2 separate regions of the Mus musculus genome follow, and region 1 is linked to region 2. A link is a contact called in ENCODE POLR2A ChIA-PET data. All regions are on one chromosome and are shown on one strand. Each heading gives the region's core, a stretch centred on a gene start or an enhancer-like site at or near the end of the contact. The rest is flanking DNA. Distances are from core to core; before and after follow the strand shown. Region 1 holds the start of Dgat1 (diacylglycerol O-acyltransferase 1). Region 2 holds the start of Scx (scleraxis).

Region 1 (4,843 bases), core at 2,235-4,734, 55 kb before region 2:
GGAGAGCTACTATGGCCTTTAGCATAATTGGCTGGGGCTGGGAGTCAACTCATATACTTCTGTTTCCCTCTGCATTGGTTGTTGTGAGGCAGGGGTGGGCTTGTAACCCAGGGATGCAGATTTGTTGGGGGGGGGTAGCCTGGAAACTGAAATTGGCACAGGTCTTGTTGGGGGAATAACCTGGAGGCATAGGTCTTGTTGGGAGGTAACTTGGAACCTTATGCCAGTTTACCAGAGTTCAAACTTAGGTCAGGTGCTCTAAAATGGAGTCTGAACTTAAAAGAGTTGGTCTCTCACAGACCCCTAAACTGTGGGTGTGTGCTCTTGTACTGCTAGACAGCTAGGCTGGGCCAGTATGAAGATTCCCAGGAGGAGAGGCACTTCTGTAACCACAAGTAGCCCTCAGATTCTAGACAAGGAGAACAGAGGAAATAGGAGGCAAGGCTGTGCTGGGTAGAGAGTTAGAGCAGCCACGGGAGTGAGGGTGGAAGGCTCACCCAGCAATGACCCTTGGCAAGCAGGTCAGCAGGTGTGAGTTGAGTGGCTCAAAAACTTTGATGCACCAAACTAGGTCAGTCTTAGGTCAGAGCCAGCCCAACTGCCCACATCCTGGCAAGAACAGGAGGCAGACTCACTCAGATTCCATTCATGTCGAAAGGGAGAGACGTATCTGCAGCAGGTCATGTCCTATGTGCCAGCAGCTTGGAAATTATCCCAGTGGTGGAGGACATGCTCTCTGGGAAGCTGGGACAGCAGTAACAACAGGAATGAAGGCACATCTGGGACTGGGAGAAATGGTTAATCAGGCTCTCCACAGAGGATCTTAACTGTCACTGTCCCTAGCTGGAACAAGATCGACAAGGTTTCTCTGGCTGTCCTGGAACTCAGAGATTCATCTGCCTCTGCCTCCCCAGTGCTGTATTAAAGGCCTGTAACCACCATTGCTCAGTAAGAGATTTCCTGTAAAGGCCTGTAACCACCATTGCTCAGTAAGAGATTTCCTGTAAAGGCCTGTAACCACCATTGCTCAGTAAGAGATTTCCTGTTTGTAGAAGAGGAGCCTAAGGCTCAGATAAACAGTTGTGGGTGAACAAATAGCCTAGGACTGTCTTCACATAGTACTGTCTCCACCCACCCAAACACCACTTTTTTGGTGGTAGCAAAGGCATACAGGAAGTCTTGTATCTTCCTACTTTCTAGAGGACCCCACAGTTTCAGGGCCTTGATTGCTTCTGTTTCTTTTCTTTTTTTAAAAAATATTTATTTATTTATTTATTATATGTAAGCACACTGTATCTGTTTTCAGACACTTCAGAAGAGGGCATCAGATTTTCTGTTATGGATGGTTGCAAGCCACCATGTGGTGTGTGTGTGTGTGTGTGTGTGTGTGTGTGTCCCCGCTTCTGTTTCTTTATGTTAGTAGGCCAAAAGGAATGGAAACAGCTTCCTGGAGGGTTTTGATGAGCCCTCTTCTCCACCACTGCAAACTCTCCGAAGCAGGTTTTCCTTGGCCTGCTTGTAATCCTAGGGTGCTGGGTTCAGCCTGAAGCTGTTTGTGACTTTTTTTTAAAATTAAATTTTTAAAAAACATTATTTATTGTATGAGTGCTCTGCTGCATATACACCCACATGCCAGAAGAGGACATCAGTTACCCTTATAGATGGTTGTGAGCCACCATGCGGTTGCTGGGAATTGAACTCAGGACCTCTCAGAAGAGCAGCCAGGGCTCATAACTGCCGAGCCATCTCACCAGCCCTGTCTGCACACTTTTTTTTTTTTCAAGACAGGGTTTCTCTGTGTAGCCCTGGCTGTCCTGGAACTCTATAGACCAGGTTGACCTCGAACTCAGAAATTTGCCTGCCTCTGCCTCCTGAGTGCTGGGATTAAAGGCGTGTGCCACCACTCACGTTAAATTTCAACAGTGAAGCTGTCTGCATATCGCAATCATCCATTCCAGCCTTTCCTCCTTGAATCAGGCCCTGGAACTCTGACATCGGTGCCATCTCTTTGGCACAGGTCTCCATAGAACCATCCTTCCTGATGGCTCTGGTCATCCTCTGGTCTCTTCACTCCCATGGCCTCTTGGAGGCTGACAGCTGTAAGGCTGAATGTCAATGAATAGCTGTCTCCAAGGAGGACTTTCATTCTCTTGGATGGTGTGGATTCATCTCTGGCTTTAGTGGCAGCCTAGGCCTCAACCTTCCACTTTTAGTTTTTGGTTTCAAACTGGAAGCTGGTGTAGCCAACGTGCTAGCCCAGGAGAATGTGGAAGCCTCGTATTCACTTAACAGAGGAAGGAGCGGGAAAGGCATGGCAGAGCTCACACGACTTACCTTCACTTCAGGCTCCCAAAGAGACTTTTTCTTTCACTCTGCCTCCTTTTGGGGTCACTATTCACAAAGACCTAGCCCTTGCCTTGCCAAGGACCAGATGAAAGACTGGGCCAGCAACAAAGGAATGCTCGGAGACACTGACCAGGTTGGCTCTGATCCACAAAAGTCCAAGCCTGGGTTCGCTTTTCTCTGCATATGTACAAAGACACCACCGGCAGGGCAGCCCAGATTGCTCATCATGAGATGTGTCGTGAAGAAAGTGTGACCTGAGGGAAGGAGTCAGTGGATACTACAGAAGTGGAGGGAGCTTAATAGGAAGACTAGTAGCATCCTGTAGGAGAGGCTACCAACCTTGTCCTATAGAGGTGCTTCTTAGGCCTGCTATTCCCCAGAAGAGAAAGCCACTATTCTCCTTGGTCCTTTATAGTGTTTCTGAAGGAAATTAGGTGCTTCCTCAGGTCTAGAATGTATGCACGGCGGTGTCTAAATCAGGCACGTTGCTTGTCGGGCCCTCGACAGCACTGTGGGGCGGTAGAGGAAGAGGCCATGGTGACTGGTGAGTTGCTTCTTTTAACTAACTGGGCAGTTGCACACATTTGCTGTAATGCGAAGCTGGGTATTTCTCCAGTTTGATCCTTTGACAGGCTATGTGCTCCAAGGTACATTTAAACTGGTTCCTGCCTAGCAGCTAGGGATCTTTCGGAGAACGATGCTGCCAGAGCAGATAAGTCTGTCGGTTGTGCGCTCAAAAATGGATTTGGAACCGCAAGACGTCAGCGCAGTTTCATAAATGACCTACACTCAAACCGCTGCTGGGGATGACGAAAGGATGTTTTTACATAAGTGGGACAAGAGGCAAGCAAGAGGTCAGAGGAAGTGCGTAGCTGCCAGGGAGCCAGGAGCCGGGGCAGTTCTCCTCCCGCTTGCTCCTCGCAGTGAGACAGCACCTCGGACCTCTTCCACCGAAGTTCACAGCCAAGCTGCACACTAGTTGCTTCTGCCAGCCTGTGACTGCAATTCCCAGAGTGCTATACGTCACCAGCTCCCGGTGCCTTCAACTCCCAGGAGGCTCCGCGCTCTGCTCCCGCGACTCCCAGCGTGCTCCGCGTCTTCGATTAGGCTCCGCCTCCGCTCGGCCTCGGACTACAAATGGACTCTCCAGTTGACGCCACAGCCAGTCAGCTGCTCCGCAGCATCGCAGCCTCAGCGTCGCAGAGGTAGTCGTGCGCTGCGCCGGCTACGGAGGCCGGCAGGGGGCGGCGGCGGAGGCCGTTGCTCAGGGTCCAGAGGCGGGGCCGCGGGCTCCAAGCGCTGAGAGCCGGCGGAGCACGACTGGGCCGCGACGAGGTGCGGGCCGAAGCCATGGGCGACCGCGGAGGCGCGGGAAGCTCTCGGCGTCGGAGGACCGGCTCGCGGGTTTCCGTCCAGGGTGGTAGTGGGCCCAAGGTAGAAGAGGACGAGGTGCGAGACGCGGCTGTGAGCCCCGACTTGGGCGCCGGGGGTGACGCGCCGGCTCCGGCTCCGGCTCCAGCCCATACCCGGGACAAAGACGGGCGGACCAGCGTGGGCGACGGCTACTGGGATCTGAGGTAGCGGAGTGCCTGATCCCCTTACATCTGACCTCTCCAGTGACGCTCCTAGTTCTTAAAAGTTGGCCACAGCTTTGCGAGTTACGCGGCCGGGGCTCCCCTGGGGCTGTACTGGGACACGGGCTTTGGGGAGAGGGTCACTTGCCAAGGTCACCCAGGTGTGGTCGTGTAGCCGACCAGGGAGTCTGGGTAGAGGAGTGGGCAGCAGCCCCCTTTCCATATTGCTTAGGAAAGTAAGCACACCTTGAGGCAGAGTCCCTTGAGGTCCTTTCTGAGGAGTGGGTAGCAGGAAATGTGAGCCCCGGGGGGGTGGGGGGTGGAGATGAATGGGCTTTCTTCAGTGGAAGGAGGCTGATGTTTTCCAGGGAGGGTTATGATGAAGAGTTACCTTTGCAAAAACTACGAGGGGTGTCCTGTGGGTAGAGAAGGCTGCTAGAGGCTCCAGAGGACACACGCCTGTTTGAGGCGATGGGTATGGGCGTTTGCTCGGGGCAGAGGACAGTACAGGAAGCTTTCTAGTACTAACAGGCTGCATGGCTTATTCACCCCTCTTCCAGCAAGTAGGAGGGCCTGAAGGAAGCCCAGCTTATGTTACCAGAATGACTTCGGGCTATAGGGGCAGAGCTGACTACTAAGTGAGACTTTCATCCCGTGGTTGGAGTACCGGAGAGAGGTTTGGTATGAACACACCTATGGGAGAGGCCCTGCTTAGCTGAAGAAATGGAGACTGTCTCCTACAAAGCCGGCCCTGAGACTCTTTTTGGTGATCATCATGGGACCCTTTAGTAGCTCTGGGTTAGGAAGTACCTGAGGGGCTTGGAGGAAGTGGCTATCTAGGGTGGCAAAGTCTGGTTCTCTTTGTATCAACAATCTTTTTCTAGTGGGCACGGTGCCCCCCACGCCCCAGCTGCCCTAGGGTG
Region 2 (4,884 bases), core at 1,772-4,271:
ATTAAGGGGAGGAAATTTGGGGTTGGATTTCTTTCTGAACGAAACCTGCCGCTGTGACTCTTTATCCCGTTATATTTCTATCAGATTGGACACAGCCCCCTGCCCCTGCCTTAATGGCCTGGCTTTGAGAATTTCCTCCAAAATTACACCTTTGTTTCCTGCATCAGCATTCCCTGGAGCCCGTCAGTGCAGAGGAGGGGCCCTGTTGTCCCTCCCTATGAGGATGCCCACGTAGGCCTCAACACCTGGTCTACCCCCCAGCCAGGGACCAGGAGGCCTGCCAGTGCCAGCACCTGGTGCCCTCTGCCATCCTCCACCCACTACCTAGCCAGAAGTCAGGCCTGGCCTTTCTTCTCTGTTGTACCACTCAACTAATTGTCACCTGCAGGGTTTTAATGATCGGCCAGCTGTGCACAGAGCCTGCTGAGAGGCCAGTGGGGTCTTTGGGAGAGCTGGGTAGGACAGAGTGTTGGATGGCTAGGAATCCTTCCAGTGTGCAGCTGGAGGCAGAGATCAGAAGCTCTGGCAGCCCGTGGACCCAGAGCCTCTCTGGGCCTGCGTGGGTACCAGTGGGGACATGTAGGTAGCTGCTATTCGGATGGTATCCTCGGGCCCATCTAGGCCTGCTAGCCTGCTTGGCTGACAGCAGTGCTTATTCCCTGTACCCATTTTTAATGGAACACTGCTGGTGAAACCAAACATCCCCGTGCCTAGGTCCCCATCTGATCCCCTCATCGGAGGAGGCAGGGCTGCTGTGTTGCTTGCTGCTATTTACCATGAGCCAAGTGGGCTTGCCCTCTCCTCTCTCCTTCTATCTCAGTCACCACACAGCGCCTCTCCCCCTTCCCTGCTCCCTACACACACACACACACACACATATACCCCTGGTACAAACTCCTGATAGGTGATCTAACCCTGTCCTCACTCTGGGAAGATGGGGTGAGAGAGCTAGGGTCATAGTGAGTTCACATCCTTTCAAGAGGGTAGTCTGCCTCAATTTGGAAGATACTGTTTCATTTTTAATTATACAAAATTTCCAGACTTTATATTATCATATTAAAGACACAAGATGCCAACACTTGGCCCAGGTAGAGAGCCAGCATGGAAAGTCCCAGTGGGCCTGGGTCAGTGTTCGGCTGCTTAGAGTCAAGCCATCACCCGCCTGTCCATCTCTCTGTTCATAGGCCCTGCTCATAGCTGGGGCAGGTCTGGCCTGGTGAGCGTGCTCTTGGGGACCTGCGCTCAGATCAGGTCCAAAGTGGGGCTCTCCGTGACTCTTCAGTGGCATCCACCTTCACTAGTGGCATCACCTCTTGGCTGCTGTGGACCCTCCTCCTTCTAACTTCGAATCGCCGTCTTTCTGTCACGGTCTTTGCTCTGCAGAGGGGATGGGGGTGTGTCAGGGTCTGAGTGGAGACTTAGTGTCACCCAGCACTGCCCGAACCTTCCTGGCTTCCTGTTGGGGGCACTGCCTGTGCTAGGGCACCCCATCCCGGGCTCCTGCCACCCCCACAGTGCATTTTGGGGAGGGGAGTATACTGCTGCAGAGCCGAAACTGTAAAATTAAATTTCCCAGATGTTCAGGCCCCAGGAGCTTGCGCGTGCTGTCTGGAGAGGAAATGGGGATTGGGGAAAGCCGTTGTATTTTTTCCCTGCTCACCCTGCTTTTCCGGTGCCACCAAGTGCGGCCAGAGCAGTAAATCATGGCTGGCCAGCATCTCTCAGTTCAGCCTTCTCCCCTAGCCCCTCTACTGCAGGTCTCAGTAGACCAGGGGAGAGGCAGCAGGTGCCCATAAGCCTTGGGGTGGAGGTGGGCTGCGGGGGCGGAGGGGTAGTGGCACATCAGCCTAGTGGGGGCATCCCTTTGACTGCCTCACTGTTTCACATTGTTCCCCTCTGGATGGAAGCGTATAGATATACTTCTTACTTCTTGAATTCACCTCCTTTCACTTCTCAACTTGATGGGAAACGAGCCTGAAAGTAAGGCCCCTCTGCCCTGCCAGGTTCCTGCTGCCTGCCCTCCCTCCCGGAACTTCTGGGTGGCCCATCTCAGCATTACTTCTTGATCCTGTATTTGCAGGTCCCTATGACCACTACCAATGGGAGTCTGTGTCCCAAGGTATGGCTCCTCTGTGCCCTTCCCTCCTTTGGGCACAGCTTTGTTGGCAGGTGTAGATGCTAGGGAATGCTGCCCCTGCCCTGCACCTCTCTGCCTGGCAGGTGTGGGCTGGTGAGTACATCGGGGCCCCTCGGTGCTCCCAGCCCTGCTCACCAACTTTCTCTGGTTGCTGAGGCAGAAGGTGCAGATCTGTTTGGGCTGGGTGTTCTCGCCGCCGTCTCTGGCCAGTGGTGGTGGCGGCGGCGGCGGTGGCAGTGGGCTGCCCGCACGACCGCTGTGGAAGAAAGCGGGTCCCGAGTGGCATGGTTGCCCGTCGCCACAGGCCTCACCCACCAGCAGCACATTGCCCAGGTGAGAAATGTAGCTGGAGGCCAGGCGCAGCGTCTCAATCTTGGAGAGCTTGCGGTCCGCTGGCTCGGTGGGGATGAGTGTGCGCAGCGCAGTGAAGGCCGTGTTCACGCTGTTGGTGCGGTCCCGCTCGCGCGCATTCGCTGTGTGCCGCTGCCGGGGCTCGCGGCCTGGCCGCCCCCCGGGTCCTGGCCCGCTACCCGCGGCCCTCCGTCCTCCTGCCCGCCGCCGGGCGCCCTGGAGGCCACAGCGCGCAGCATGCACACGGCAGGGTTTCTCGTCGGAGCCCGAGCTCTCGCTTCCGCGGTCCTCATCCTCCGACAGCGGGCTCACCTCAGGGTACAGGTAGCGACCCGGCGGCGGCGCTGAACGCAGCATGGCGAAGGACATGGGCCGGGCAGGGGGCGCGGCGTCAGCTCCACCGTGCGCTGCTCATGCCGCCTCTTTAGGTCCCCACAGGCCGCCGGGCCAGGGGTCTCCGCTGCGCCCCGCGGTGGCGGCTGCCGGGTGAGGCGGGCACATGTGTTCGGACTGGAGTGGGGCCGCCAGCCGAGCAGTGCCTTTATAGCAGTCAGCTCCTCCCCCGCGCCTGGCCTCCGCCTCCCTTTCTGGCCTGGAGGAGTTTACTCAGAGCTCGTGCGTGCACCTTTTCCCTTTTAATAGCCGTGCCTAGAGGGCCCCCGAGCATCTTTCTGGTTGGAGCGTTTCTGGGGTGCTACTAGTGCCCCAAGACAATGGTGCCCATCCCACCCATTCTACAGGGCAGAAGAGAATAAATCAAGAATCAAGAGGCTTTCTCTCCTGGCATGCCTAAGTTCACCCAGCTGCCCTGGCCCTGAGTGCCTGGCCACACCCTGTCTGACTCTCCTTCCATGTGCACTTGGGTCTTTTGTGCCAGGCCGTGTGTGTGTGTGTGTGTGTGTGTGTGTGTGTGTGTGTGTGTGTGTGTATGTGAGAGAGAGAGAGAGAGAGAGAGAGTGTGTGTGTGTGTGCACTCATGGGGGTGACTCCAGCAGTAGCAGTCTAGAAATGGGTGTGTGTGGTTGGCATGACTTGACTCCATGGCCTGTGCCTTGTGCCAGATCTTACCCCTTTGACCCATCCTGCTTGGGGGCCCCACCCCCATCCTTGCTGTATGCTTCATGGGGCTTCTCAAAGCCAGTGCACACGTGGATAAGAGCTAAGATCGGCACCTCTCCATCCCTCCAGTTCGGAAGTGGCCCTCAAGGTGGAGAGCGTACAGCAAGAGCATGGGGCATTTCTGGGCTGGTGTGGACAGGTGCAGTGGGACGAGGCCCAAGGGGTCTTGCTGAGGGGCTGCTGGCACTCATCTGTGCTAGTTATGTCTGGGCCCCTCCTCCCTGTGGCTACTGTTGCAGGAAGTGGCCGCCTGGGCAGCAGTCCCCAGGCTGGGAGGAGTGAGGGTGGTGGTGGCTGGCAGGGGCTGAAACCAGGAATGTGTGTCCAGGAATGTGGCTGCTCTGCCCACTGAAATGGGAGGGGGAGGATCAGTGGTGCTGGAAGGGGGTCCTTGACCACCTGCCGAGCAGAACAGGTTTGTCTCCCTGAGGTTGGGGTGGGGTCTTCCCATGGTTCCTGCCTTGTAAACTACCCACTTGTACCTAAGGCTTTTGCCAGGGGAGGGAGCCCATAGGCGATGAGGTCATCCCTGTCTGTGGCTGCCCAGAGCCTTGGCCAAGGAATCCAGTGAGGGGGGAGGCTAGGGTTGGCATCACTTCAGTGGAAAATGTGAAGGTAAAGCTCAGGCGCCTCCGAGGGCTTGGGGGAGGGGCATAGCACCCCTGCCGCGCCACGTCAGACATCGGGGCCAAGGCTAGGGCGGATTTTGGGTCACTTGGCTTCTGGGCACTTGAGGCTGATCTTGAGTGGCTCTTCTGCCCTTGGGTGGTTTGAAGAGGATCAAGCATGGCAGGGACAGGTGCTGACGTGGTGACTATGCTACAGGACATTCGGAACACTGTGGGCAATGTGCCCCTGGCATGGTACGATGAATTCCCACATGTGGGTTATGACCTGGATGGCAAACGTATCTACAAGCCCCTGCGGACACGAGATGAGCTCGACCAGTTTCTGGACAAAATGGATGACCCAGATTTCTGGTGAGTTGGACCTTGGGTCGGGACCTGTGGTCCCTCAAGCCTGGAGTATGGCCCTGACTGGCTTTCCCTCAGGCGCACTGTGCAAGACAAGATGACAGGGCGTGATCTGCGGCTAACTGATGAGCAGGTTGCCCTGGTACACCGGCTTCAGAGAGGCCAGTTCGGAGATTCAGGCTTCAATCCCTATGAGGTAGGCAACAACGGTTGGCCCTACAGTCTGAAGTCCATGAACGCCCTGCCCCCCCCAACCTAACATCTTTGCCTCTCTCCATAGCCAGCTGTGGACTTCTTCAGCGG

The links. ChIA-PET counts read pairs that join two places held with the same protein, here RNA polymerase II (POLR2A).
Region 1: POLR2A ChIA-PET joins it to region 2 with 44 read pairs in Patski. The contact joins the promoter of Dgat1 here to the promoter of Scx in region 2. POLR2A ChIA-PET finds 5 or more read pairs at or near these places in 3 of 5 experiments (Patski and embryonic stem cell).

Annotation. Positions count from the first base shown.
Region 1 is chr15:76,510,635-76,515,477 of GRCm38, reverse strand. Dgat1 (diacylglycerol O-acyltransferase 1) reads left to right here and starts at 3,484. Exons shown (of 17, transcript NM_010046.3): 1 at 3,484-3,923. The coding sequence starts at 3,697.
Region 2 is chr15:76,455,575-76,460,458 of GRCm38, reverse strand. It overlaps Scx (scleraxis), which reads right to left and starts at 3,021. Exons shown (of 2, transcript NM_198885.3): 1 at 2,273-3,021; 2 at 991-1,377. The coding sequence starts at 2,857. The coding sequence ends at 1,339. It overlaps Bop1 (block of proliferation 1), which reads left to right. Exons shown (of 16, transcript NM_013481.2): 4 at 4,433-4,587; 5 at 4,660-4,777; 6 at 4,862-4,884.